Regions from separate parts of the Homo sapiens genome. Here region 2 is linked to region 1. A link is a loop called in an ENCODE intact Hi-C map of the cell type or tissue named here. Cell type or tissue: A673. All regions are shown on one strand. Links, peaks and the distances in the headings refer to the core of each region. The heading gives the core; the rest is flanking DNA. Region 1 has its middle 110 kb from the start of LINC02115. Region 2 has its middle 100 kb from the start of MACIR.

Region 1 (9,814 bases), core at 1,017-9,016:
ACATTCCAGAGAAAGATGAGAGAAGCTAGAACAAAAAGTCCATGTGAAAGTAGAGCAAAACTATTGGGTGACATTACCTCACCTTGCTGCAAAAGCTAGAGTGAAATTCCCAACAAATACATCCTAAATTATTTTACAGCATAGAAAAATATAACATGGATCATTTAAAGATAAAGTCATAATTACAGTGACTACAATTGAATGAATTCACTGAGCAAAACATTTTATTTATGTCTACAAGTTGAGAAACTGATGAAGCATAAAGGACAAATATGTATAATCAGTTGGAAAAATCTGAGAGGGCGATTTTAAAAAAATAAAGGATTTGGTGTGGTTCACTGGCATTTACCCAAGAGGGTTCCTGTTTCAAACTCACATTCACAATGTAACACTTCATTGCTTTTCTGCTGAATCAACACAGTAACGGGACTCTACAAAAGGTCAAGTTTTGAATCCAGTGTTATTTGAACAATGCCCACTTTATCTTGTTTTCTATTTATAACTTTAATTACAGATAACTTTTAATTACAGATACCTTCTTTATAATCTCAAACTAAATTGTAGTTTATTGTGTAACATAGTAACCTTTTAAATATGTGGGGTAATTGATTCTACTCTTATGAGCCCAGTAAAAATAATAGTTTCTCAAGAACTGTTGCTTAAAATAGTTTTGAAATCTATTTTGGGCCGTGTCTACCTAGTGCAAAAATAAAGGTGAGGACTAAATATCTGAAAAGCCAAATGACTTGTTGCAGATAATACAGCCAGTTGGTGTCAGAGCTGGAAACAGTGTTATGGGCTACAGCTTAGTAGTGGTGGGTAGTGACTGCTTTTGCTATGAGTAATAAAATTCTTTGTCTCTGACATAGGAACCTTGTGTCTTCTTCAAGCATCCATAGAATTGTGGCAAGCTAGCTCATTAAATTGTATAGTTACTTTGATGGGAATTCTTTGGCTTCTAGGTCTTCTCTACACCTATGTATTTAAACCTATGTAAGCAGGATAAAATCCCAACAGCTGGCTTCCTAAAAACTTATTTATTTATTTTTTTTTTTGGAACTGTAACCCTTCCTTCCCCACGCTATACTCCAAAAAACAAATACACACGGTGTTAGGGCTGCAGAGTTCCCAGGGTTTATTTATATATGTGTGTATAATATGACCTCATCTCCTTGGTCACAAGTAATTGGTCTTTTGGTTTGTTGGAATTGGGATTGAAAGAGAGAAATTATTGTCTCACAAGGACCTGGACCCGAGAACATACAAACTCGAAGCTATCAACTAAAATCATGTTACTCCATGTGGATGTGGAAACAGAGAATACCAGTTTGTGAATTATTCATAAAGTGACATATGTCCCACTTTGCCTGGGACATTCTCTGCTTACATCTGTTGTCCCAGTATAATTATTAATAGTGTCTTCTCTCAAAGTGTTCTGATTTAGAAGCAAAATTATATGGTCACCCTAATCACTCAAGATTCTTTGATGGCAAATGATAGTATTCAACTTGAAGAGCAGCTGCATAGGTATCAATCTGGGTCTCACCATCCAAGCCAAGAAACTCAACTTGTAAGAATTAGGAAAGAGTGGATTGACAGCATCTACTTCCATGAGGGAGAAAGTCCCTTGGAACTATGAAGGCTTCTATTTCTCATGTTTGGTAAAGGAGAGTCTCCCTTTTTGAGATTGGTTCTCCTATAAGCGTTACTGGGTAGGCCCTTGCTGTTGTTACTGGTCTTATGCAGAGTAACTGACCCTAACATGTTGATCCTAGATATGATTGCTACAAAGGTTTTGCTACCCCATTCTCTGGCCATAGGTTTTATGAATATGTGTGGGTGCTGATAAGAGGTTGTGACTGTCACTAGGATTTAACCCATTTATGCCTAGTGTTCCATTATTAGAACGCTAAGCTTGTGGGAGTTATTTATATCCTGCTCAAGGTCATCGTTAAGGTCTGATTTTTCACACAAAAATTTGCAACTTCCAGCATAAATGGCTCAAGACTCATGATTCATGTACTCATGCTCTGTATCAACTAAAGTCAACTTGCAGGGAGAAAGAATGAAGCAGATGCACAAAGAGTAATAGAGCAGAGAGAGAAGATATTGTGAGTTTCTTCTCATGCTCCAGTCACTGCTCAGGCTGCCCCTGCTGTGTATGCCACCATTTCTTCATAATTATAATATATTTAGGCTCAAGTTCTCCCTAAAAGCTTTCTGTAATTTTTCATCCTTAAAGTCCTGTTACAATTAGAATATAAACTCAAAGTTAGCAGATTCAAATTCCATCTGTGATCATATCAGTAACTATAACTGGAATTCATTTGTTTATGTTTTTACTAGATAAATATTTAAAGCTTAGTGTATGTTGTACATTGTGCTAGCTTCAGGGCATAGAGTAAGCAGGATCGACACATTCCTACCTCCCTGAAGATATTAAACCAATAATTACAAATGCCAAGATCCTTCCTAGTCTGCTTCAAAAGGTTGATCAAATAACCCACTAGCATATTTTAAACTAGTATGTTCAAAACTTTGTGCATCCTGAGTATTCCTCTGCTTTAGGCTAATATCCTGTGAAGAGTCACTGACATAAAAATTCTCTTAAGAATGGATTCCATTTTTAAAAGACAGATTTGGAGACACATGAAAGGATATTCATTCAACCAAATATATGTACATAAAATGGCATATATAAGATGTAAGTTTATTGTTATAATGAATGATTACTTTAAAAAATTGCTTGACATGTTGCTGAAATGAGTTTTACATGGTTCTTGGGCAAACTTGGATGGAAAACACAATTCTACTATGTTAGCTAAATCTCTCTGGAGAAAGTGGGGTTTTTTCCCTCAAAAATTGAGGGGATAAAAATTGTTCCAAACCCAGGAATAAGTTGGGAAGTGATTTGGAGACAAGGAGTCATTGAGAAAATTTTCTCAGGCTGAGTAGGTGAGACAAAAAACAAAATAGATGGATTGCTTTTAGCGTTCCCTTCTTAAGGAAAGAAATAATTGTGTTGTTTGATATTTATTCATTTATCCTCATAGAACATAATTCTACTGAGAAACCCAAACACCAAACAGTTGAGGGATTTTCCTTCTAATCTGCACGTTAAGTCAATAGATGAGGCAGAACAAGAATTAGAGTTACACCAGTACTACTTAGGCCCTGCAGGGACCTTCTGAGAACATTTTGGATTTAGGATAGGGCTTCTAGGAATACTGATGGAAAATCTTCCAAGTTTACCAAGGAGTTGGGCTAGCAGAATTTTGACAACCATAGGCTGTGGATTCTAAATGGCAAGATTATGTGGCATTTGACCCAGAAAGTCTGAAACTACACTTGGCCCTCTCTATTAGGTCCTCTTAAGACAGAAACCCTGATGGATCTCTCTTCCATCCTTTCTACCAGCAGACAGTGACATGAAAGAGACGAGATGTATTCCTTCCAAAGCTGTACACAGTGATGTGAGGTCTGTATATGGACTGACAAATCCTTGCTAATGATATTGAAAATAGAGTTCAGTGGGGCCACACACTCTCTCAGAGCTTTTCATACACCATTCATTTAATTCGTATAAGCATATGAGGCAGGTACTATAATTAACCTCACCGATGCATGAGGAAACTAAAGCAAGGAAAGTTAAAGTACCCTGCCCAAGGTCACAGCCGGGAAGTGGCAGAGCTAAAATCTGAACTTGGATGCTCTGGCTACTGAGTGTATGATTGGAATTTTTTTTCCTGACTCTCCTTAATGGTAGTAGGCTGGTAGCAGCCAGTAACTGTGGCCCACAGTAGTTGTTCAGTGAACAGTTATTGGCTAACTGATTATTGGGCTCATCAGGAGATCTCCTTGATTTAACAAAAGGCTAGCCCTAAAAGTGCAGTCAGATGCTGCCTATGTAGAAGACTGGTCTTGCACTTTTACCTTCCTATTGCATCTGTAGGAGATGGGAAACTTGTGGATTTTGGGAAATGTTCTTAAATTAGAACTAAAATTATTTTGGGGTCACATGTCTCTTTGAGAATCATATAAAAGCTAAGAATCCTCTTAACATAAAAATGCTCAATAACAAAATTTTTGCATAATGTCCGAGACTATTTCAATCTCTAGAACTGTCCAGGAACAGAAACAGTAGTTTTGGGTCAGTGACTCTGAACTTTGAATGTTGATACCTTTCACTTTTTTTTTTTTTTTTTTTTTTGAGACAGAGTCTCACTCTGTCACCTAGGCCGGAGTGCAGTGGTGCGATCTTGGCTCACTGCAACCTCCGCCTCCTGGGTTCAAGTGATTCTCCTGCCTCAGCCTCCCAAATAGCTGGGACTCCAGGCATGCGCAAGAACGCCTGGCTAATTTTTGTATTTTTTAGTAGAGATGGGATTTCACTATATTGAACAGGCTGGTCTCAAACTCCTGACCTCATGATCCGCCCACCTTGGCCTCCCAAAGTGTGCTGGGATTATGGGTGTGAGCCATTGCACCTGACCGATACCTTTCAATTTCAAGTGATTTATATGGATGCTTGATTCAGAGAAAACTGTATTCACATTTTCTGAGGTAGTTGCTTTGTTTTTCTCCTTCAAGGGAAAGCTCTGCTAATGTTACAGTTAGCTGTGGCCACTAACTGGCTGCCTGGTAACGGCACAGTTTGTGCATTCCATGGCCAGGGTCCAGAAAGGCAGAGCGCACCGCTGGGGAGCGGATGTGTGAGCCCCAGGTTTCTGACATGAACGTTACTGATGCTGCCTCTGCTGAAAGACCTCATTATTATCATGGCAAATACTGGGAGAACAAAGGGACCATTTTCAGAACAGAGGGCTATCTGTTGTTGTTAATTGAATATTTTCTGATTATGATATTAAGTTGGTCAGAGCATGACAGCATGCCTTTTTTGGCATCAGTTCATTTCAGCAGCTTCTCTTAATACATGAACTGAGTAGCACATCCTTACACACGCACAAGCCTCCTTTATCTGAGTTGTGGTGAACAACAGCTGCAAGCTGTAGCCATCTTTTTGAGGACTTCAGTCTTTTTGGTGGGGCAGAGGTGCAAAGTATAGGGAAAATAACATGCATTTCCATATCTTTTGCACATTTAATACTCTGGAAAAGTATATAATATGAATTAACATGAAGTCCTTCCATGAGATTGTAGAAATACAAGCAAGATTTATTGCTAGAATCGAGACGTGTCAGTTCTTACCTAAAGACTGAAAGTATTTGACAACTTTGGGTAGTGAGTGGTTTCATGATCTCTGTGAAACCATACCACATTGTTTTGGGTGCAATAAGGAGTAGAATGAGTATGAAAACACTGGAGGGAGTGATGAAGACCTGTTCAGTTTTGATTCTGCCATTAACAACTTTTTTCATCTTCAATAGACAAATTACCTCCTTGAGCCTCTTCTGCAAAGAAGAGGGGTTGAGCTATGAGGTCCTTGTGAGGTTTGAAACACAGTACTATTATTTTATAAAAAGACAAGTTTTCAGTTTTGTGAGTTTCTCCAGAGCATATGAATCTTACAGCTGAACTTCTTGAAATCTGTGATTCATGTTTCATTAGTTAGGCCATGGGACTTCTGAGTACATCACAATATTTTGGATACACATAGAGATTGTTCCACTGAGAAATGAAATCAATGGTTAGGGTTTCTTTTGAATTTCTCTGTATTTTACTTTCAGGATCAAGAGAAGAGTATTCTTCTTTTATATTTAGTTTGCACCGTGATAGAAATTCAGGTAGTACATAAGACCCATGTCTTTGAGTTTTCTTCTCTAAATTCAGCCTAATTCTTTATTTTATTATTTTTAGCAATAGCTATTATTTTCTTTCATCTGGGAAGTCTTGGGAGGAACTTGGGCCAGTTGATTGTAAATGGCTTGAGAGAGGAACGGCAAGGCATGGTGGCTCACGCCTGCAATCCCAGCACTTTGGGTGGCAGAGGCGGATGGATCACGAGGTCAGGAGATCAAGACCATCCTGGCTAACATGGTGAAACCCCATCTCTACTAAAAATATAAAAAATTAGCCGGGTGTGGTGGTGGGTGCCTGTAGTCCCAGCTACTCGGGAGGCTGAGGCAGGAGAATCGCATGAACCTGGGAAGTGGAGCTTGCAGTGAGCCAAGATAGTGCCACTGCACTCCAACCTGGGCAACACAGTGAGACTCCATCTCAAAAAAAGGGGGGGGGGGTGGCGGAAAGACGACCTTGTTTGGATGAATTATTTATCTTTTAAGCCACTTTATTTTCATGATCTTAATTTTCCCAAATATCAGCTTCCTGCATCATGGCCTAAAGACATTCTAGGAAGCAAAGAGCCTAAGCACAAAATGGAACATTTAGCAAGGAATGTAAAAGATAAAATTAGATAAGCTTTACTGTACTTATGCTCTCAAAAGAGAGAGTACAGTGCATACAATATTTTACTGCTAACATATGCAGCCTGAGGGGGAAAATATGAGGGTATTAGTGATGTTGATATAAGTTGTATACCTCAATGTCACATTCGATATTGCTGCGGTGCTTTGGTTCAAAAACAAAATTATAATCTCATCACACAGTTTTAATACATTGGAAGAACATTCATTTGAAAAGTTATATAATGATAGACATTTTGTTTGTTTCTACAAGTTGGTGATGAGTTTGTAGATCCTTTTAAGAGTTAGGGTCTCTTTCGCATTTTGGCTTGTCCGAGAGGTCAATTCATAAAGCCTTGAATAGCCTAATGCAAAGGAAGCCATTTTTTTTGATAAATGCTTTCAGAGCTGTAATCCAGCTGCAGAAAAAAATAGACACAGGACTGGTCATTACACAATTTGTTGGACTCTGGGGAGAAGAAATATTACAAAATCTTTTTATTTATTTTCTAATTGTTTCTCTTGGTTATTTAGTTTGAAATTAATAGGATAAACCATGCTCCTTAGATTGTTAGATTTAATAAAAATATAAAATACCAAATGTAGAATATGTTGTGGTAGTAATGAAATATGCTAATATAAAAGGATCAGAAGAGGGTATAATGTTTATAAATAGTGATTGAGCTATAGGGTTTTAAAAATTGTTATTAGTATTTTATTATTTCTATTTAACTTTAAAGCTTAATTGATCAAACACATAGTAAACAAATATTGCCATAAAGGCAAAATAGTTCTTTGTTAAACTCTTGACACTTCAGCAAACATGGGATGATGTTTTATGAAACATGCCTATATAACATTTACTCTAAGGGATGTTAATAGATGTTATTAAAAACACACACAAACACCAAAACAGTTTACCAGTATTCTTTCCGGAAGTCTGTCTCAGATTTCCTGGTTAATGTGCTTTGTTTCTCTGACAGGATATATGATTTGTGTCATTTCTTAAACTTACTTTAGGTGTAAGTGGGCTACTTTGTGGAACCAGAGTTTCATGTACTATGTGACACTCAGCTTTTATGCTTAGAAATATTTCTGTAATGACTCTTGTTTCTTATAAAATCCCCTATGGATTTGGCAGTGAGATCCAACTATTCAACCTCATCTCTTAGAGAACCCAGTGGATTTTATCAGATGGAAGTTAACTGTGTTTCATTGACCTTTTCTCTGATCTGCTGGCTGGATGGAGCCTCACCCTCAAGGGAACTATCATAATCTGTCACCCAGATTGTATAGCACAAGCTCTGGAAAGAAGATCCTGGCCACATATCTAGCAGTTTTATTCTCAAGATCCTCCTGCTGTAGCTCATCTTGAGAAATGAGTGGAACAGGCAAGGTTTATGCAATGGGAGAAGGCCCAGAGAGATCCTTTCTCCATCCCCCAAATGATCACCTGATGGAAATTCCTGAAATTCCACTTTTAGAGTGTTATTTCTTTGGGTTAGTATCTGGTTCTCACAAATATCTCTGGAGGTTTTACCATGTCATGTGTTTTAACAAATTACTGTGAATTTCTTTATTAGATCCTTTTTACTGGATGGGGTGAGGGATGGTCATGAAGCAGTTGCAGGTACGGATGGGAGATGGAGGACGCTGGATGTCTCGGGGATTAGAGTTAGGTCAGGGAGACTTGAGGGATGGAGATCCTCTAGGTACCAAAGAACACTTGCTTGGCCTCATGGCTTTGTCTCTGTGAACTTTACTGCCCTTTTTTATTTCAGTATCATTATGAACTAAGTGCCCATTTGTACATGACAAGCTTGATACTGAACATATCATGAATTAGACAGGTAAGTCCTGTGTCCTTCAATGGCTTATAACAAAACCAAATAACTGACCAAATTCAGATAGACATTTTAGTAAGAGTTGTGTGAAAAGAGGTGAAACAGCAAATCTGTGAATTAATAAATTATAATATTTACAGATTATGGCAACAGTGGATTTTTTATGTTGAAGCCTGAGTCAGCCAGTGCCTTGGGAAGAATTGTGGACTATTTTTCCATTTGAAAAAAAAAAAAAAACACTTCTAGAAGAGTTATCTAAGGATGCATTGACAAAAATCCTGGAGAGTATTAGCTATGAAGACTGCAAAGGAAGAGGGAGAATTGAACTGAAGATGTGAAGTTGGAGCTGGAAAGTAAGGATGAGAGTTTGCTAAGAAGGCCTTCTCAGGACTGGTAAAGGAGAAGAAATACAAAGATCTTGACTTACCGTCGGTTTTCTGTTTCATTTTCCGCACAGAAATAGAAAGTCTTGAACTCTTCGGATGGAGGCTAGAGTTCAATTACTAATTGTTTGGAACTAAGGGTCTGTTCACTCACCCTATATCCTTGCAGATATAGACCACCTAAAAAGGAAAAAAAAATGAGAAGAGGGAAAGAATAAGAAGGAGAAAAGATGTCTGAAAGGATGTCAAGAAAATTTTGTGTCTGAAGGAAATGCTAGTCCAGCTGTCTCATTTTACAGATGAAGAATCTCAGACTCCAAAAGAATATGTAATTTAAGGTCACATGCTAATGATTAATGGCAAGACTGGTAATGGAATTTAGATTTCCTGGTTTCCATTTTTGCAATCTTCTTATTTCATTTTCAGTGTTTAGCTTTGGGTTACTGTGTGCCCAAACTAGCTTCTTTACCTGAAGGACACATTTTGAAATACAATTTTCTGTATCAAAGAATGATACCTGCAATATCATATTAAAAGGAAAATTAAATAGTATTTGCTTGGGCAGAACCACTAAAGCATCCTTTATAATCCATGAAGAATTATAAAGATTTCTGGCCATTTCTGCAACATACATGATTTCTCGCCTTACTTGTGCATATGCAAAGCACATTTAAAATATGAACCCATAGAGTGATATGAGAGAGCCAACTGAATTAACAATGAAAAGAAATGACTGGCTTTAAAAGATAAGTTCTCCCTGGTGATCCTTTGAATCCATGTTAGTGGTTATAAATTGCTTGGCCTGAATCTTGTTTCCATTGTTTGGGGGTCAGGAGACAGATCTCAATCTAGGAGAAGATTCTGAAAAAATCAAAACCCTTGTTTGCTTTTCATAGTGTCTTCATGCTCTGAGGCCAGCCTGAATCTCATGCACAGGCTGTAGACAATATGAGTAATGGCGATGATTAGATGTTTAAAGCCCTCTTGCTCACTCCTATTCTCATCCCCCACATCCTCCCAAGAGCCACTTCAGTGCACTACTAACAGACAAAATATGAAAATGCCATTTGGATTTTTACCACTTTACCTGATAACTATTCTATGCTAATGCATTAATAGACTATGCAGGGAAAATGTAGTCCCTTTGAATATGGCTGGCTTTTGTTTTCCTTTTACTTACACTTGGTAACAAAGTACACTGTCAGAAAGACAGCAATTTTTCTTT
Region 2 (9,814 bases), core at 570-8,569, 71 kb before region 1:
AGATTATCTTTTATGCTTACAGTCATCCTATCCTCTAGTGTAAGAAAGAGGAAGCCAGTCTGTGGCAGATGGAAAATACAGGCACCCATGACACAGAGGCATCGCTAGATTTCTTGAATTGGGACCAGTATGCTTAGAGATTCTTATGTTTAAAGAGCCAATATTTACTCTTTTGCCTGTAACTTTTATTAATTAATTTATTAAGGATAAATGTCCCAATTGGATATCATAAAATATAGTTTTATTTTAGACTGTACATTTTTATTTCTCAACACCTGAAAAGAAGAGACAAAAACTGAAATTACCATTTTTACAACTATCCTTCCATTTATACAATGGTGGGCTCATAAGGGTGGAGTTTGACAATGATGTTTGACAACTGTAACAGTTCTGGTTCCTGTGATAAGAGCCTATATCTTCTGATGTCACATGCATATTCGCATTGATGCTTCACATGGGAAGCAGGAGAACACTGCAAAGGTATGCTGCATGCATTGCTGCTTTTTTGCAAAGTGGTGAGAAACAAATTGGCACTAGGAATGTTTTGCTGTGAATTTGGTGAATGAGAAAGAGAAGTAGAAATAGAAATGCGTGAAAAATATGTGAGGGAGTCAGTAAATAAAGGACTAAACAAATGCAATTTTAAAAGTGATAATCTTAGATACTTATGCATGTTTTGAAGAAAATAAGTGATATAACAAAAATGACAGGAGCTACTTGAGATAGGATGGTTGGGTCAGGCCCTCAGAGGATATGTAGCTGGGTAGGTAGGACCTGGAACTCAGCAGTTTGCGATGCTTTTCAAATATTTTTCTTCCCCTAGCAAGCTACCAACTTCTCCGTTTCCTAGGCACATGCATGGACATCTAGTTTACCAACTCTTGACTGGCTGCATTCCGTGGTTAGATTAACGAGACACATTCTAGGAGTAATGTAATTAATTGCACTGTTGGCTGACTCACTTTCTTTATTAATCATTTTTCAAAAAATAATGAATTTCCAAAAGATCAAATCAGAATAATGCAACAATTATTTTAGAAATGTAAAAAATAAGTTAATATTTAGCAAGCATTTACTGGATGTTTAGCACTGGCCTGAACACTCTATGTGTATTAATTTACTTTTTACAATAGTCCACAAGATTGGCGCTAACAATATGTTTATGTTCGAGACGAAACCAGTTAGGCCAAGAGAAGAAAATAATTTACCTCTTGTCATGCAGCTAGGAAGTAGAGGAACTGGGATACAAATGTCATAGTCAGACTGCTTTCCATCACACTGTGGATACTGTCTTCATAGAATAGCCATTTCATGTAGTTGAGACTTTGGTGGGATCATATCAGTTGAGGAATTTTTTGTATATGATGTGATTTTTTGAGGATGGCACTTTTTTTAGGGCAACTGATAATCCTTAACTTGACCTTGGGGATTCAAAAGAAAATACAGATGTGTTTTATTTATTTATTTTTTTCAGAAAAACTACACTGAGGAAAATGTGTTATATCCAAGCAATATTCTGTGTAAACAGCTAATCAGAAAAAAAAAGTTAACAGTAATTTAGCAACAAATGTGGTATTTGACCTGCAGCTCCCAGATGAATTCCCAAATGACATGAATAATTTATTTTAGGAAGATGAAATGATATGGGTTATGTAATGCTTGATGAGAAATTGCAGTCATAATTGGGGAAATTGCTTCTACTTACCAGGGTCACCAGTGGAGGAAGGAGCTGGTCCCTGGATGTCATTTTCCACCTTGAGAATCTTGGCAGAAGCAGTAAGTGCTTGCTGCCCAGCTGTGATCCAACTAGAGTAGCTCAAGTTAGTTCCATTATCCAGAGGCCTCAAAAGCCGTTTGAATATCTAGCACCCAAATGGCCTCTGTGCTATTTTCTAAGAGGTTTTGCTCCAATCACATCTCCTCATCTCAGAGCTGCAGTTACATTTCCTAGATTTGCACAGATCCAAGGCTCTCTTGGAACTAGGATAAGCTGTCAAGTTGTAAGGCAGCTCAGTTGCTTCTTGGAATTTATGTCCTAAGGGACAAACACTATATAGAGCATTTTGAAAGCTGACAGCTTAGTGTTGGCAGCTGAATTTTGACATTCATGCTATTATCAAAACTCTCTCAAACAGCTGAAACTGTAGGTATGTGACAGTTAAGCCTTCTGTGAGGCACGTTTATCTGGCAGGAAGAATGCTATCAGTTCCCTTATTATTATCCTGTGCATTTCAGTTGCGTTTTTGTTAATGAATTTAAATTAATGCATTGTTGAGATATCTAAAATGACAAGGCAAATGAAGGGTCACTGTTAAAATTTTAACCTCAATACTATCTACACTCGATTTAAAGATATGGCTTTCCTGCTTCAAAATATTTATCGGGAAAATTTACCATTGAGTTTCTGAAAAATGTAAAAAGCTATACAAGAATTCACACAATTGGTAGTCTCTATAAAAGCTTATACTTAGTCCTTCCCCTGTGGACTTACATGGAGGTAATGAAAAACAATATTTCTTCCCAGGCTAGAGCTGACATAATTGCTAATGTTGAAGTCTGAAAACATATTTTATCAAAATAAGGAGCTGAAAGTGGAGATTTTTTAAAAAAATACTACATGACCCTCTTAATTTTCATTCCATTAAATGCTGAAAAAAATCAATGTTTAACAAATGAGAAAGGACAGAGTTAGACCTATTTAGAGGAGGGCGTGTTAGAGTTGAGGGTTTTTTTTTTTTTTTGAGGAAAGAATGAATAGCACTCCTGTTGCTGTGCTTACTTCCTATGCCTATTTTCATTAGTAAAAACAAAAATGAAATTAGATTACTCATGATAAAAAAAATGGCTCTTTGGTTTCTAGAAAAATGGCTAAAAACACAATCCTTCTAGTTTTTGAAAAACCACACCTGTTAGCCTCAGCCTCTGAAGAAGCTTCACCAAAAAATGCAGCAAAGAATCCTCTCTTATGCTTAAATACTAGATGAGCACAAATTAAAATGTGTCATTAAAGTAATTAACCCAACCAAATCCCCCTGACTGGCACAAATAGAATGTGAAATTGTGAAAATTTTTGATGTCGTTTGATTTGTGGCTGGAACTGACTTTGATAGAACAGCTTCAAGGTGAGTCATGGTCATATTTCCCATGTGTGCACTCAACACCAAACAGTCCATTCAGTACATTAAACTTCCTCAAAACAATCCTCAGTGCAAAAAAATGAAATGTTCTTAATTGGGCTTTTCTCATAAGTTTTCCATAGACACAGATTTTGAATTAATCAGTGCCCCAGTCTGTTCCGTAGGCTAAGTTGTATGGTAGCTTTGTAATAATATTAATAATAAATAACAGTAACAACAGTATCTAACACTTAAAGAATGTGTATGATATGCTAGGTACCGTTCTAAGCCATTCATATACGTATATACATGCAGACACAAACATGCACATTATATATCCATATCTACATATATCCACACACATATGCGTATAGTCTTTAACCCTTGATGTTGGTAGATGCTATAGTTACCCCCATTTTGCAAAGAAGGAAATAGAGGATCAAAGATATTAAATTATTTGTCCAAGGTCACAAAGTGATGGGAGTGTTATTTAAGTCGGGACTATCTCTCACTGTAGTGCCTGTGTTATTTATTTTCTCATTATATTTCCCTTTGTTGGAGTCAACAGACCTTTTACATGTTGAAATATATTCATTTGAAGTTACCTGCACCACAAGAATTTCAAAATTCCATATGAGTTCCTTCAAAAATGTGGTCAATATAGTGAAGAGAAATAACCACAATAGAAGTGATATTTTCAAAGGTTCCATACAAAAATGTCTGGAGGCAGCCCCTCAATAATGGAAAAATATTGAGAGTTTAAAAGGTGATGAAATCAGGACCAACAGCAGCCAAATTTATATCCCTAAAGTTTCCCTCTCATATTTTCAAATTCCCCTTTCTACATTTGAAAAGCAAATTTTTAGAAGTGATGACAGAAGTATTACAGAGTCAGCCCTAATAGCAGCTGTCAGCTCAGATTAGCGCAAGTAAAAATTTCTGTTTCTTCTGCACATCTGTTGTAGCTTTGTTTTTTTTTTTTAAATCTGTGGATAGTGGGCTATAGCATGGTGTACGGTTTTTTTTCCCTATATTTAACGTATTTTCTGTATTTCCTTTTCATTCATTCATTACTTTCATTTCCTTTGCCTCATTTCCTGAAAGTTTTTCTATTAATGCATACTAAGTGATTGGCTCCAAGCAGGCACCAAAGAGTAAATAAAAGTATGAATGCTTGGCTTAAATAAAGGTTTATTGGGACTTAAAATATCTTGCCCTTATGATTTTTGTATATAAAAATTATTTTTTCTATATCATGCACCTCTGAGTTTTAGAGTGATTTATGAGAGCTATTAATTGCAATATTAAGATAAGCTAGTTTCGAGATGTAAATTTTGCTCTCTTTTTGTTAAGACATCTGTGTTTTTGGTCAGAAAACCATATCATCCTGTGTCATTTCCTTTATTAGTAGTTCGAAACAAATAAACAAAAACCAAGAACAATGAGCAAGCTAGTTGGGTGACAAAAGTTAAGATTTTTAGATTGCTTAATTTTGTCTTTGCCAAAGGGCTTTCAGTAAATGCTTTGAAGTGTGCGCACACTCGCACACACGCGCGCACACACACACACACTCAGTTCCTTATTTACATTTCTCACTATTGAGATAGAATGGAGCTTTATTTGGAATTTCTGCTAAAGGAGGTGACTGAATATTATCACCATCAGTTTCCTCTTAATTTCCTACTGGGATAGCTCTCTTAGGGCCAGCTGCAGCCATCATTCCACCACATGTGAGCTGCCTTGGGTCATGTGTGGTCAATATAGAGGAGGAATCACTTTAACAGAGGTGATATTTTCAATGTTTCAGATACAAAAATGTGTGGAGACAGAGCTGGTAATGGGAAAATATTGATTTGTGAGTTGAAGCTCATCAGGACTGATAACAGCCACCTTTACACCCCACGAAGCTTTCACAGAGTTTGGCTTCTGGCCAACTCTAGCTCTGTCTGGAAGGCAATCATAAGGAATGGAAAATAGAGGGGTTTATACTCAGACTTTAAAAGTTCTCAAATTCCATTCCAGATGGCACCAGTGATTTGAAACTTGTTTCTACAACATCTGAGCCTCAGTCTCCTTATCATTAAATTTGGAGTAAAGCTATGTATTTTTACTTTTTTCCAAGGACTAAAATGAGAAGATGAAAGCCTGTGAAATTTTCTGGGCCTCTCAGCAAATGTTTCTGAGCCTCTCAATAAATATGTCTGTTTCCAGTTTTCTAGTAGTCTGACAACAATTTCCATTTTTAGAATGACAATAAAAATAGAAGGGTAGATACCGATAAAAATATATCTTTCTTGGGTCAAGACATTTACGTTAGGACTCTTCCTTTTGGAATTTGTGATGCTTTACATCAGCAGTTTTCAAAGTGTGGCCCACAGATGGCCTATATCCGAACCACTTGGGGTGTTTGGTAATAAAGTCAAATCACCTGTCTCTATCCTGGACCTAGTGAATAAAGAGTCTCTCTGAGGAAAGCACCTGGGTGAATATGTGTTTAGCAACTTCCCCAGGAGAAATTTTCCCTACACTAAAGTTTGAGAAGGATTGCCTTACCTTATATACAGTGCTTAATACTTTATAAATGATAAATCACTTACACACTTATGCTGTCATTTGACTCTCACAGCAAAATTGTTAGATACAAAGAGCAGACACATTTCCTTTTTATAGATGGGGAATCTGAGACTCAGAGAAGTTTCCCCCACAAGGTTACAAAGACATTAAGAAGCAGGACTGTATTCAGGGTTTCCACCCCAGTTCTCTTTCTACCTCATCTCACCCATTCTTTTTCTACATAAGAAGATGCTAGCTGCAGATAATTTGGGGCATGCAGGTGAGTCTATACAATACTTTATTCTATAGGCAATAGAGATAGAACAAAGATTTTCAAGTAGTACAATGACTTAATCAGATCTATGAGGCAGCCTAGGGGATGGCTTGGAGAGAGGACAAACAGGAGCTAGGGAGTGAACTGGGAGACCGATGTCCTTTCTTCCACATCAGTAATGTTGACTAGGTTATTCATGCCAAAAGTTTTCAAATAGCAGTCTGAAAGGCACCAGAAATGAAATACTTTTCATGAACAATACATAGTTATGAAACCTCAGAAAATGGTTCTTTATGGTGCTTATTAAATTTTAATCACATTAACATGGCTCAATACTTTAACGGGTTGTGAACTCCCTGAAAATAGAACCATGTTTCATTCATCTTTGTATTCCCAGAATCTAATTTTGTGTTGGCTGTATAGTATCATTAAACATGTTCATTCTTTATTTAATGAACTTTAGTGAATAATAAAAACATTTGTTTTATATTGACAAATGATAATTATTTTGAATATACATAGTTCATATTTTTACATGCTTAATATATATCATCATATAGCCTTAGGCATGTTTACTCCTTTGACCATCGCAACCACTTGCTCTATTATTAATAATCTCTGTTTTGCACGTGAGAAGCACAGAGTGGCTAGGTAACTCCTCTAAGGTCGGTCACTTGGCCAAGTTCTAATCTTACCGGAATTTGAATTTGAATTTTGTAGCCTGCTTCCAAAGCCTTGCTATGCTACATTTTGTTCACAAATTTATCTGTATGTTTCAATTGCTTATCACTGAAACATTATTTCATGTTTGTATAAAGTTTAATAGGTATACCATATGCCATGCTAACTAACAACCCTAAAATATCAGTGGGTTGGCCCAATAAAAGTTTATTTCATAATTAAAGTTTGATGTGGCTCAAATGACTTTGCTGTGTGGCTCTCATCCAAGGCATGACTCTGAAACCTGGGCTTCTTTCAGCTTTTCCTATTCCAGATGGAAGAGGTGTCCTCCAGGGTTGAGCAGGCAGAAGAGAAATGATGGAGGCACTCCAGCTCTTAAATTGCCTTGGGCCATAAGGTCACATGTCACATATGCTCACATTTCATTGGGCAGCACTATTCACATGGCTCAATTTAACTACAAAGAAGGCTTGGAAATGTAGAGGAGCATATGGATCTTTGATGAGGATTACTAATTTCTGTCACAATAAAAAGGATAATAATAAATATATAAAAATAAAACATTGGGAGCAATGTATTTGCTTTCAGGCTCTGGCTCTATACTTAGTTCAACAAACTTGATAATGTAATTTCCCTGTTTTGAATCAGTTTCATCATGTATAAAATGGGTATAGTGAGTGAAATACAACTCATATGTTGTTGTATTAAGTGAGATGGTAGAAGTAATGATTATAACACAGTAGTGGGCACACAATAAGTACTCAATATAGGATAGCTATCACATTAGTCAGGGTTCTTGAGATAAACAGAATTAATAGGATCTATCTATCTATCTATGGAATTGGCTCACACAATTATGGAAGCTAGAAAGTCCAAAATCTGTAGTTTTGCGTCTGAAGGCCAGGAGCTGCTGTAGAATCAGGAAGAGATGATATTTTAGTTTAAGGGCACCCAGGTAGGAGGATTTTCCTGTGGGAGGGCCAGCCTTTTATTCTGTTCAGGCCTTCATCTGATTGAACGAGGCCTACCTACATTTTGGAGGCCAATCTGCTTTAATCAGTCTACTGATTTAAATGTTAATCTCATCCCACAGTCTCAGAAACACCCAGAGTAATGTCTGACCAAATATCTGGGTACCTCATGGCCCAGTCAAGGTGGCACATAAAATTAACCAACATAATAATTTTCATGATCATCACCATCATTAGATATAGTCAATAGAGTTTTCTCAATGAAGTTTATTTTTTCCTCAATGAATAATTGGATGTCTGTGAATACAGATAAGATTGTGGTGCCTAGAGTGGGCCGGTAAAGTTGGTAGCCCTTTTACTGGACTACCACCTTAACAGTCAAACAGCCACCCATGAGAAGTGAGCACAGTTAGATAATTTTAAAAGATGTTACATGGAAGACTAGACACAAAATAGTCTCATCGATATGGTTTTTCTCCTTTTTAGTACACTTTCTATAGTAATCATTTTGGTGTTATGTTTATTCAAATACTGTTTGTAATGTTTAGTTCAGTTTTAGCTAGACTTTCACAATCATATTAAAGCTAATCACATCTATAATTCTTAATTTTGCATTTCGTGAAGTCTTTACTGAAACAGTCTCCAAACAATCAGCAAGGCAAGGAGGAAGAAAAATCTGCCCAAATCACTCAGGTTGTTTAAATAAAACAATCAGCTGATTGACTTAATGTCTTACTTCAGCTGTTGTCATCATGGAGACACAGATGAAGAGACATTCCAGAGCCATGTTCATCCCTGAATCACATTGGACAGACACAGACGCATGGAAAGATACTGTATTCTTGTTGCCCAGAAGTCTAGCAGATATAGGCTTTGTTGAAATGGTGGAGAAAATAAACTCCAGACACATGGTTCTCTCCAGAAAAATGCCTTAAATTTTTGGAAAATCCAACAGGGAAACTTCCTTTGGGAGAGTTCATGCGGCCAGCTGTGCATGCTCAAGCTAGTCAATTTGTTGGACTTAAGTATTGGTCAATTAATAATTATTACTAACCAGTTGTTTGAACTCACGGAATGTCTTCCCAGTGAGTCACAGAGGCCAGATGAGTAGTGTAGACAAGAAGGAAGGATTAATTCCTACAAAGTCTTATTTCTTGGAGTATCTCCCAAAGTATATAGAATAATGACCCTAGATTGCTCAACTGATGTGGGCCTCGAAGTGCACATCTAGGATGTTAAAAAAGAAGCATCTATAATGAACTAGGCCAGAAGAATCTTATTTTTATTTTTATTTTTTATTTATAAATACGTTAAGTTCTGGGTTACATGTGCAGAACGTGCAGTTTTGTTACATAGGTATACATGTGCCCTGGTAGTTTGCTGCACCCATCAACCCGTCACCTACATTAGGTATTTCTCCTAATGTTATCTCTCCCCTAGCTCCCCACCCCCGCAACAGGCCCCGGTGTGTGATGTTCCCCTCCCTGTGTCCATGTGTTCTCATTGTTCAACTCCCACTTATGAGTAAGAACATGTGGTGATTGGTTTTCTGATCTTGTGATAGTTTGCTGAGAATGATGGTTTCCACCTTCATCTGTGTCCCTGCAAAGGACATGAACTCATCCTTTTTTATGCCTCCAGTGTAACTGTGGAATCAGGAAGAGATGCTCAGTAGCTCACCATTATAGGATATTCCCATCATAATAATAGATATAAACAACCCTGAAAGCATAAATAATAGTAAAATGTAATCAAATCTTAAGGAAGTGATGAGTTTTACATAGTTTCACTATGTTTAACCTTGATTGATTGATTTGAAGTTTAAATAACTTAATTTTTATGGTTGTGTTTAATTGGCTTTTATGAGCTAAGCCAGCTCTAGTGTACCAGTAGATGTGGGGATAACTTTCACCACCTCTCATTTTCCCATAATTGCATTTCTTTGACTTTTGAAGGCTTTAAAATCTCCAACAGTACTTTTTTGACATTGTAAATGAGATTGTAAATTTCATCAGGAAGCATGTACATTATTCTAATATTGGTAGCTAAGACAGCTCTTAGAACAATCATATAATATATATATACTAGGCACTTAGCAAATCCTTACTGAATACAAATAAAGATGCAGAGATATCTAAACTGAATTATACCTTAAACCTACCAATTAACAACTTAATTATTTTAGCAGGGGGTTCAGTGACAGCTGAAAGCAATGCCTA

The links. Hi-C counts contacts between places; a loop is a spot of excess contacts. Peaks named below come from ENCODE experiments on the same cell type or tissue, not always from the same donor. Only the 100,000 strongest peaks of a DNase experiment are listed, where the experiment ranks them.
Region 2: it touches region 1 in a loop (4-fold over the local background); 2 of 110 quality-filtered maps call a loop at or near these places.

Annotation. Positions count from the first base shown.
Region 1 is chr5:103,423,855-103,433,668 of GRCh38, forward strand. It overlaps the pseudogene PDZPH1P. Among named protein-coding and RNA genes, the nearest start is that of LINC02115, 110 kb to the right of the region's middle. In A673, for the core only: no CTCF peak of the experiment used is centred there; a DNase peak (open chromatin) is centred at 4,687.
Region 2 is chr5:103,353,760-103,363,573 of GRCh38, forward strand. No RefSeq gene overlaps it. Among named protein-coding and RNA genes, the nearest start is that of MACIR, 100 kb to the left of the region's middle. In A673, for the core only: no CTCF peak of the experiment used is centred there; DNase peaks (open chromatin) are centred at 4,142, 4,672 and 5,042; H3K4me3 peaks cover 823 bases; H3K27ac peaks cover 3,384 bases.